Regions from separate parts of the Homo sapiens genome. Here region 2 is linked to region 1. A link is a loop called in an ENCODE intact Hi-C map of the cell type or tissue named here. Cell type or tissue: heart left ventricle. All regions are shown on one strand. Region 1 overlaps CAPN3 (calpain 3). Region 2 overlaps GANC (glucosidase alpha, neutral C).

Evidence for each region. Hi-C counts contacts between places; a loop is a spot of excess contacts. Peaks named below come from ENCODE experiments on the same cell type or tissue, not always from the same donor. Only the 100,000 strongest peaks of a DNase experiment are listed, where the experiment ranks them.
Region 2: it touches region 1 in a loop (1.9-fold over the local background); 1 of 110 quality-filtered maps calls a loop at or near these places.

What each region holds. Positions count from the first base shown.
Region 1 is chr15:42,371,394-42,376,393 of GRCh38, forward strand. All of the region lies in intron 1 of CAPN3 (calpain 3), which reads left to right. Among named protein-coding and RNA genes, the nearest start is that of CAPN3, 14 kb to the left of the region's middle. In heart left ventricle, no CTCF peak of the experiment used is centred here; a DNase peak (open chromatin) is centred at 2,058.
Region 2 is chr15:42,292,261-42,297,260 of GRCh38, forward strand. GANC (glucosidase alpha, neutral C) reads left to right here. Exons shown (of 24, transcript NM_198141.3): 5 at 475-657. Among named protein-coding and RNA genes, the nearest start is that of TMEM87A, 21 kb to the left of the region's middle. In heart left ventricle, no CTCF peak of the experiment used is centred here; no DNase peak of the experiment used is centred here.

The DNA of each region.
Region 1 (5,000 bases):
GGACAGAAATGGCCAAGAAATACAAGAAAAGATGCATTTTCCTAATTATAAATAAGGCAAAGCATCTTTTTTGTACACTTGTCTGTTCCTTGATCATCTGTATTTCACTGTACATGAAACACCTGCTAATGCCTTTTGCTGATTTTTCTACTGAGTTGTCTTTTTCAATTTGAATTGTAGGCATTCTTTATATATCCTGGATACTAATCCTTTCTTGGTTAGATGTGTTACAGATACCTTCTCCCACCTTGTGACTTGCCTCTTCACTCTCTCAAGAATACTTTTTTAGGCTGGGCGTGGTGGCTCATACCTGTAATCCCAGCACTTTGGGAGGCCGAGATGGGCAGATCACCTGAGGTCAGGAGTTCGAGACCAGCCCGGCCAATATGCTGAAACCACATCTCTACTAAAAATACAAAAATTAGCTGGACATAGTGGCGGGAGCCTGTAATCCCAACTACTCGGGAGGCTGAGGCAGGAGAATCGCTTGAACCCAGGAGACAGAGGTTGCAATGAGCCAAAATCCTAGTACTGCACTCTAGCCTGGGTGACAGAGCAAGACTCCATCTTAAAAAAATTAAAAAAAAATCTTAAAAATTAAAAAAAAAAAGGCTGTTGGGACTTTTATTGCAGTTACATTGAATCAATATGGGAAGAATACACATCTTGACAATATTGAGTCTTCCTATCCATGAAGCAGGGATGTTTCTCCATTTAAATAGGTGTCTTTTAATAAAAGTTTTATAATTTTCTCAGTGACATCTTTAACATTTTTTTTTCTTTGAGATGGAGTTTCGTTCTTGTTGCCCAGGCTGGAGTACAATGGTGCAATCTCGGCTCACTGCAAACATCACCTCCCAGGTTCAAGCAATTCTCCTGCCTCAGCCTCCCAAGTAGCTGGGATTATAGGCATGCACCATAATGCCTGGCTAATTTTGTATTTTTAGTAAAGACAGAATTTCACCATGTTGGTCAGGCTAGTCTCAAACTCTTGACCTCAGGTGACCCCCTACCCTTGGCCTCCCAAAGTGCTGGGATCACAGGTGTGAACCACTGCGCCCAGCCTGCCTTGAACATCTTTTGTCAGATTTATTCCTAGGCATCTTTTAACAAAAATGGTTAAACAAAAGTCACTTTTTTTGTTGTTTTTTTTGAGTCAAGGTCTCATTCTTTCACCCAGGCGGTGGCTCACACGTGTAATCCCAACACTTTGGGAGGCCGAAGCAGGCGGATTACCTGAAGTCAGGACTTCAAGACTAGCCTGGCCAACATGGTGAAACCTCGTCTCTACTAAAAATACAAAAATTAGCCAGGCGTGATGGTGGGTGCCTGTAATCCCAGCTACTTGGGAGGCTGAGGCAGGAGAATCAGTTGAACCCAGGAGGCGGAGGTTGCAGTGAGCCGAGATCGTGCCACTGCACTCCAGCTTGGGTGACAGAGGGACACTCCATCTCAACAACAAAAAAATTATTTTAAGCTATTATTTACCCTGTAATGCCAAAGTCATGGTTTCGACCAGCCACGGTGGCTCACACCTGCAATCCCAGCACTTTGGGAGGCTGAAACGGGCAGATCACCTGAGGTCAGGAGTTCAAGACCAGCCTAGCCAATATGGTGAAACCCAATCTCTATTAAAAATACAAAAATTAGCCAGGCATGGTGGTGTCTGGGTGCCTGTAATCCCAGATATTTGGGAGGCTGAGGCGGGAGAATTGCTTGAACCCAGGAGGTGGAGGTTGCAGTGAGCCGAGATCATGCCACCGCACTCCAGCCTGGGTGACAGAGCAAGACCCTATCTCAAAAATAAATAAATAAATAAGTAAAGTCATTGGTTTTCAACTTTAGTGGACATAAGACTCTCCTGGTGAGCCTATTCAAAATGCAGAGTCCCAGACCCCTACCAAATCCTCAGGTCTGGGATGGGCCCTGGGAATCTGTATTTTCAACTGGCAGACCAGATGATTCTGATGCATGAAGTTCAAAGATCACACTTTGAGAAGCACAGAGTAGACAAAGGCCATCAGGCATTCATGAGCAGACAGGGAGACTGGGTGTCCTCCTAGCGGGCAAGCTGCCAGGCCTGAGTTTCCTCCCATGTCAGCTCCCTGCTCTTACATTAGAGCTGCCTATTTAAGCACAGTGAAAGTTGAAAAGGCTGGGCTTTCTTATGAATATAATTCCCACATGACACACATTCATCTGCTTTCCCCATCCACCACATTCTCTGCCCTAAAGGTCCTGAATTTGCAACAGTGGATATCTGCTCACTGCCACTGGGACCTACTCTAACAGGGACTTCCATCTGCAGTCAAGTTACCTACCCTCTGCATCATTTTCACAGATGAGAGTCCCTAAATGACTGGTCAAGGTCTTTGAGGGGTGGGCCAGGGACATCAGGAGTGTGAAGGCGTCATTACCCCCAAACAATGGCATGGAGCAGATTCCTCCTATGCATTCAGTAGCCTGTATAGGATTAGTATATCAGAAGGCCCCATGCTATAGCCCTTTGATCACCAGTGTCAAAGGCATGAACATCTTTTGCTGAGACAAAGTAAGCCTCTCTGTAACTATAGTAATATTTTCTTTTTAGAGGAAGAATCCCAGCAAAGGGTGATGAAGGTTCCCTAAAGGTCCTCAGACCACTGCGGTCTGTCCTGAGGCTGTCCTTGGAACTCTCTCTCCCCTCCCTGGCTCCCTCTCACAGAGTTGCCCCTAGACCACGGGCTCAGGGGCCTCCAGTCAAAGCTGCTGACTCTGACCATGCATGGTGCTGCTGAGGGTGGAAGAGCTATATTAGGCTCCAGGCCATTCACAAGAGGATTAGGCGTGGACTGAGGGTGCAGTGGGAAAGAGGCAGCAGGGAAGGCCCAGCTCTACTCCCAGAGCATTCGCCATGCCCTACCTGCTGTCAGGATTCTTCTGTGACTGTGTGATCCAAGAGAGGGACAGGAGAAATGGAGAGGGCACCATCGCACAGCCCCTCAAGTTTGAGGGGCAGGATTTTGTCGTTCTCAAAGATGTCTGGCCCAGAAGTGCCTCTTTGAAGATTGTGTGTTCCTAGCAGGTGTTCAGGCCCTGGCCTCCCATGAGCTGAGCCACAAAACCAAGATTTAGGCCATCACATGGAAAAGGCCAAAGGTAGGGATGGAGGGGATGGGACTTCAGGAGCCAGCTCTTGGGGAACAAGAAGCCAAGTGATCCAGAGCCTGAGGCCATGGATCCCTCCTCTGGGCAATTGACTTATCAAGGGTCTCTTTATCCAAAATACCTTTCTGCTCCTTCCTGAAACTGGAGATGTTATTTTCTATTCCTGAGCTAGAGATTATTATAATACTTTATGGGTCCCTGAAATCGTAAATATTTTTAGGGAGCTAATGCATTGTAATCGAATATCATGTCTCTTTTTTTTTTTTTTTTTTTTTTTTGAGAGAGAGACTTGCTCTGTCACCCAGGCTGGAGTGCAGTGGCTTGATTATAGCTCACTGCAGCCTCAACCCCCCAGGCCCAAACAGTGATCCCACTTCACACCTCAGCCTTCCAAGTAGCTGGGACCCCAGGCATGTGCCACCACATTTTTATTTGTTTAAATAAAAATTTATTTATTTATTTATTTATTTATTTATTTATTTATTTATTTATTTATAGAGATGGGGCCTCACTATGTTGCCCAGGCTGGTCTCAAACCCCTCGGCTCAAGCAATCCTCTTGCCTAGGCCTCCCAAAGTGCTGGGACTACAGGCAAGATCCATTTCACCTGGTCTCATGTGTCTTTTTCAGAGCAGGTGTTTTGGGGTGGGAGAGTAGAGTGGTTAGAAGTACTAAGGCTCACAGTTTCCGGGAGAGTTCTGTGGAAGGTGGTGAACAGTAAAGAAATGGAAGGATGGAGACCTGCCTTCTTAATCTTTCACCTAAGGCTTGTTCATTCATGTGCTGTCGCTTCTGTTTAAACAGAAAGGTCCGTGCTGAGCAGCCAGACTCCTTACGGGATGAAGCAGTTTGTGTCAGGCTACCTTATGGCGCAACCGAGAAGCCCCTTGTGTCAACTTGAGTGGGTGAAAGTGCTTGGGAGTGTGTAGCACAAGGCCCTTCTTCCTGCTTGGAGAGGCTCAGAGCTCCAAAAAGGGTTCACTGCATTTAGAGCAGGCAAGAAACTCTCTAGACCAGTAGGCTCTGAGGAGGGCATATACAGCCCAGTAGATCTGCAAGATGATCCATTGGAGTGGATGAAAAAACTATTAGAAGTATTTATATCTATTTTTTAAATAAACTGTAAATTTCAGAATGGTTTTAGATTTACAGGAAAAAATTGTGAAGATGGTACAGAGTTCTCATATACCTTGCAGCCATTTCTTCCTATTACCAACATCTTGCATTAGTACAGTACATTTGCTACAATTAAATTAGCCAGTGTTAATATATTATTATTAGCTGAAGTCCATACTTTTCCTTAGTTTTTTGTCTGATGTCCTTTTTCTGTTCCAAGATCCCACCCAAGATATGACATTACATTTAGTAGTAACGTCTCCTTAGCCTTCTCTTGGCTGTGACAGTATCTCTGCCTTCTCTGGTGTTTTATGACCTTCACAGTTTTTTAAAGAGTACTCGTCAGGTATTCTGTAACATAATGACCCTCAATTGGCATTTGTCTGCGGTTTTTCTCCTTATGGGCTTAAGGGTTTGGGGGAGGAAGACCACAGGGTAAAGTGCCGTTTTTGTCACATTATATATCAAGGATGCGGGCAATAAACATGCCTTCTCATTGTGGTGTTGACCTTGGTCATGTGGCTGAAGTAGTGCTTGTCAGGTTTCTTTACTGTGAAGTTACTTCTTCCCCTCTTTTCATACTATACTCTGGAAGCAAGACACTAAGCATAAGCCCATACTTAAGCAAGGGGGAATTGTGCTCTGCCCTCTTGAGGGCAGAGAATCTGCATCAATTATTGGGAATCATTCTGCATGGGAGCTTTGTCTATTCTCCCCATTTGTTTATTTATTCAGTC
Region 2 (5,000 bases), 79 kb before region 1:
TGGAATGAGAAAGAAAAACAATAGTTAGATTTTACACACCAAAATCTAGAAAGTTACTAGACCTTCCAGACCAAGGTGATGATGATGACAACGATGATAGCTAACATTTACTGTGTGTTTTTTTTTTTAATGTGTCTGGCACTGTGTCAAGAGCTTTACACATGTGATCTCATTTAATTCTCTCCAAAAACTTTGTTGTTGCTTTTGTTATTTTCACTTTACAGATAAGGAAACCAAGACCTAGAAAAGTTGGATAACTTTGTTATCCGAAGTTATAACGTATATGATAGAGTTATGCTCAATTTAAGCTCTTTGGCATCAAAGCCAATGCTCTCATTAACTTTTCTCTGTTGCCTTATCTATGGCTATGTCACATGAATATTGATTTACTAATTAATTACTTGGAAGTACAAATCACATAGGGCCATGTAAACCTATAGCAGCTTGTTTCTCTCTTCCTGTTTTGTTTTCTAGGCTGATTTCATGCTCTGGGGACACAGGCAGTCTGATATTGGCAGATGGAAAAGGAGACCTGAAGTGCCATATCACAGCAAACCCATTCAAGGTAGACTTGGTGTCTGAAGAAGAGGTTGTGATTAGCATAAATTCCCTGGGCCAATTATACTTTGAGCATCTACAGATTCTTCACAAACAAAGGTATTCTTATGCATTACTTGACACATAAAGACCTTAACATAACCTGGTTAATGAATATCAGTTGCCTAAATAGATAACATAGCACCATAGAAAATTGGTTTGCCTTATTTGCTCTAGTATTGTTCTGAGAAATTTTACCTTTTCACCTGTGAAGGTGAATACAAGCTTTATGACAAAAATAATTCCCAAACTTTTGTAAATGTTACACTCTTAACATGTCCTGTGTGTAACTGATGGCATTCTCTACCCTGCACACCCTTCTATAAAAGCACTCTGTTGACCTGACAAATGTTAATGTGAACTAGCATACCTTCGTAATTTCACTTCACTCCCTTGCAATAACACAAATTACCCTAGACTTGAATAGTTGTCCAGGAATTTTCTGGGACCATCTGCTTGATCAAAGCTGTTTATGTGGGGTGCTCACATGAATTAGGAGGTGGTGGTAAGGAGGAGATTCTTATTCCATTCTTACGAACACTGTTTTTAAATCTTTTAGTCTATAGTTCTTTCTATTTTTATCATGATAATAAACGTATTATATGATCTGCAGAAAGCATTCAACATTCATTATTCCAACATAGTCATTTTTCTGAGTTTCAACTCATTTCTGTTTTAAAATTTTGATACTAAAAATATCTCATTTTCTCATCTCAGAACTAATACTTGTTCATCATAGGCAGATTAGAAAATATTGAAAAGAAGAAAATTTAAAATCCCCATAATCTCTCCACCTACTCTCTTAGTGCCTTATGAATAGTCAAGTACTTGTTTAACTGAAAAATACTAATAATAGCAGAACAAATATCTGTGTACCCACTACTCATGTTCTTTATATGTAAAGCCTTTTTTCTAGCCAGGCACAGTGGCTCACACCTGTAATCATAACACTTTTGCCGAGGTGGCAAATCAGTTGAGCCCAGGAATTTGAAGCCAGCCTGGGCAACATGGTGAAACCCTGTCCTACAAAAAAATACAAAAAAATTAGCTGAGTTTAATAGCACATGCCTGTAGTCCCAGTTACTTGGGAGGCTGAGGTAGGAGGATCACTTGAGCCCAGGAGGTCAAGACTGCAGTGAGCTGCGACTGTGGCACTGCACTCCAGCCTGGGCAACAGAGCGAGATTCTGTCTCAAAACAAACAAACAAAAAACGCTTTTTTTTCTTTTGTAAACCCCGATGATTTTGTTCTGTTTTCTTTTAAACATTGTTTTCTTTCCTATCTAAGTTGATCCTTTTACTTACTTATGTAGAAGAGGCACATGGTACAAAGGAGTATATATTAATACACATTTCTATGTAATAATAGTAAAGAATCTCCTTCCCCCTGTGTCCTCTAGCTGCCCACTTTCCATCGTTGAAAGTAATGTGTTCTGGTCGGGTGTGGTGGCTCATGCCTGTAACCCCAGCACTTTGGGAGGCCGAGGCAGGTGGATCACCTGAGGTCAGGAGTTCGAGACCAGCCTGGCCAACATGGTGAAACCCTGTCTCTAGTAAAAATACAAAAATTTAGCCAGGTATAGTGGCACATGCCTGTAGTCCCAGCTACTCAAGAGGCTGAGGCAGAAGAATCTCTTGAACCCAGGAGGTGGAGGTTGCAGTGAGCTGAGATCATACCATTGCACTCCAGCCTGGGCAGCAGAGCAAGACTCTGTCTCAAAAAAAAAAAAAAAAAAAGTAATGTGTTTCCAGTTTTTTGTGTATCCTTTCAGAAACAATTTATGTATACACATTTTATATATATTCTTTGACTTTTCCTTTCCTGACACAAATGGCGCCACCTTTACACATTATTCTACACCTTGCTTTTTTCTGTTAACAATGTGATAATTCTTAATTTCTTTAAAGCAGCTACATAATTTCTGTTGTATGGCTTTACCATGATTCACTGAGTAAATTCTCTATTGAGGGATTTAAAGTTGTTTCTAATCTTGTTTTACAACTAGTTAGTTTACTAATAACCTTGAATATGTGTCATTGTGCATATATACAAGTATATTTATAGTATAGAGTCATAAAAGGATAGTTGTTGATCAGATGGTTTGTGCATTTGTAGTTTTTTTTTTTTTTTTTGAGATGGAGTCTCGCTCTGTCACCCAGGCTGGAGTGCAGTGGCATGATCTTGGCTCACTGCAAGCTCTGCCTCCTGGGTTCATGCCATTCTCCCACCTTAGCCTCCCGAGTAGCTGGGACTACAGCGCCCACCACCATGCCCGGCTAATTTTGTTTTTGTATTTTTAGTAGAGATGGGATTTCACTGTGTTAGTCAGGATGATCTCGATCTCCTGAACTCGTGATCCGCCCGCCTCAGCCTCCCAAAGTGCTGCGATTGCAGGCATGAGCGACCACGCCCCGCCTGTAGTTTTCATAGGTATTGCCAAATTGCCTTCCATAGAGGTTGTACTGGTAGCTATAGTTCCATGATTTACATTTATATTTATAATTATATTTGTGTTAGGAAAATCAGATGATCTAACTGGAAAAAATTTTAAGTTAGATTTTAACCTCATAACATTAACAAAAATCAATTGCAGATGAATAAAAATTAAACATAAAAAGACATAAAAATAGAAGAAAATATAAAACAATATTTCTGTAATTGTGAGAGTGTGACATAAACTGAAGAGCCATAAGGAAAAGATTGATGGATTTGATTACTTACACATTTTAAGCTTTGATTCTACTCAGAAAGCAACACAAGAAGAAAAAAAGCTTTATTATAGACACACACACACACACACACACACACACACACACACACACACACACACAGCGTGAACAAAATTAAAAGTCAAGGACTTCCAGTTTCCCGTCTGGCATGTAAGGAGCTTAGAAGTCACTACTCCATCCTAACAATGACTAAAAAGCTCAACAAATCAGTTTTTGCCTTATATAGTTTGATGCTCTGTTAGACTCATACACGCATTAAAGATTGTTACGTTGAGCTGGGCACAATGGCTCATGGCTATAATACTAGCACTTTGGGAGGCTGAGGCAGGCAGATCATCTGAGGTCAGGAGTTTGAGACCAGCCTGGCCAACATGCTGAAACCCTGTCTCTACTAAAAATACAAAAAAATTAGCTAGGCATGGTGGCATGTGCCTGTCGTTCCATCTACTTGGGAGGTTGAGGTGGGAGAATCACTTGAACCTGGGAGGTGGAGGTTTCAGTGAGCCGAGATCATACCATTGCTCCAGGCGGGGCGACAAGAGCAAAACTCTGTCTCAAAAAAAAAAAAAAAAAAGATTGTTATGTCTGCTTAGAGTATTGATCCCTTTATCATTGTGTAATATCCCTTTTTATCCCCCCAAATTTTCCTTGCTTTGAAATCTCTTCTGTCTGAAATTAATATATCTACTCTTACTCTCTTTTGATTGGTGTTAGCATAGTATATCTTACCTTCAGAGGTAACCAGTTTACTAAATTTTGTGTTAATCACTTCCTTGGGTTTGATTTGGTTTGGTTTAGTTTAGTTTTGTATTGTTTTAAGACGGAATTTCACTCTTGTTGCCCAGGCTGGAGTGCAGTGGTGCGATCTCAGCTCACTGCAACCTCCGCCTCCCAATTGCAGGTTCAAGCAATTCTCCTGCCTCAGCCTCCCAAGTAGCTGTGATTACAGGTGCCCACCACCACGTCCAGCTAATTTTTGTATTTTTAGTAGAGACAGGGTTTCACCATGTTGGCCAGGCTGGTCTCGAGCTCCTGACCTCAGGTAATCTACCCGCATTGGCCTCCCAAAGTGCCCATATTACAGGTGTGAGCTGCCGCACCCAGACTCCTTGGGGTTTTTAATTGGATTCCCACATATGTATGAATTCCCAAACAACATATTATTTGGATTCGTCTTTTCTAAAAAAACTTTTATGTAATAAAAGTATGCTGTATATATTCTTTTGTAATGTATTTTTCACTCAAATATTTTTTTTCTTTTTCCTTTTTTTTTTTTTTTGGAAGATATGGTCTCACTATGTTGCCCATTAAATGTATAAAAGTTAGCCTACATCATTCATGCTCTTAGAAATACAAACTGAAATGCATTTATTTTTTCTACAATTTTAGATTGGCAAAAACTGAAAGATTGATAAAGTCCAGCAATGTTAAGAATGTGGGGAACTGAGCACTGAAATACAACTATGGGTGGAAGAATAAATTGTCACAATCATTCTGAAAGACTGTACATTATAGTGCTGTGTTCTGGGAGTGAGGAGAGTTACACCGAGTGTAGGGAGCTATGTTCTACCTTGCTTACTTAGATTTTGTTGAAATATTATGAGCATGTTTAACATTTATAATAAAAAATGATAAAAGTATTTTTTAAAGAGTTAACAAAATTAAAATACTTCT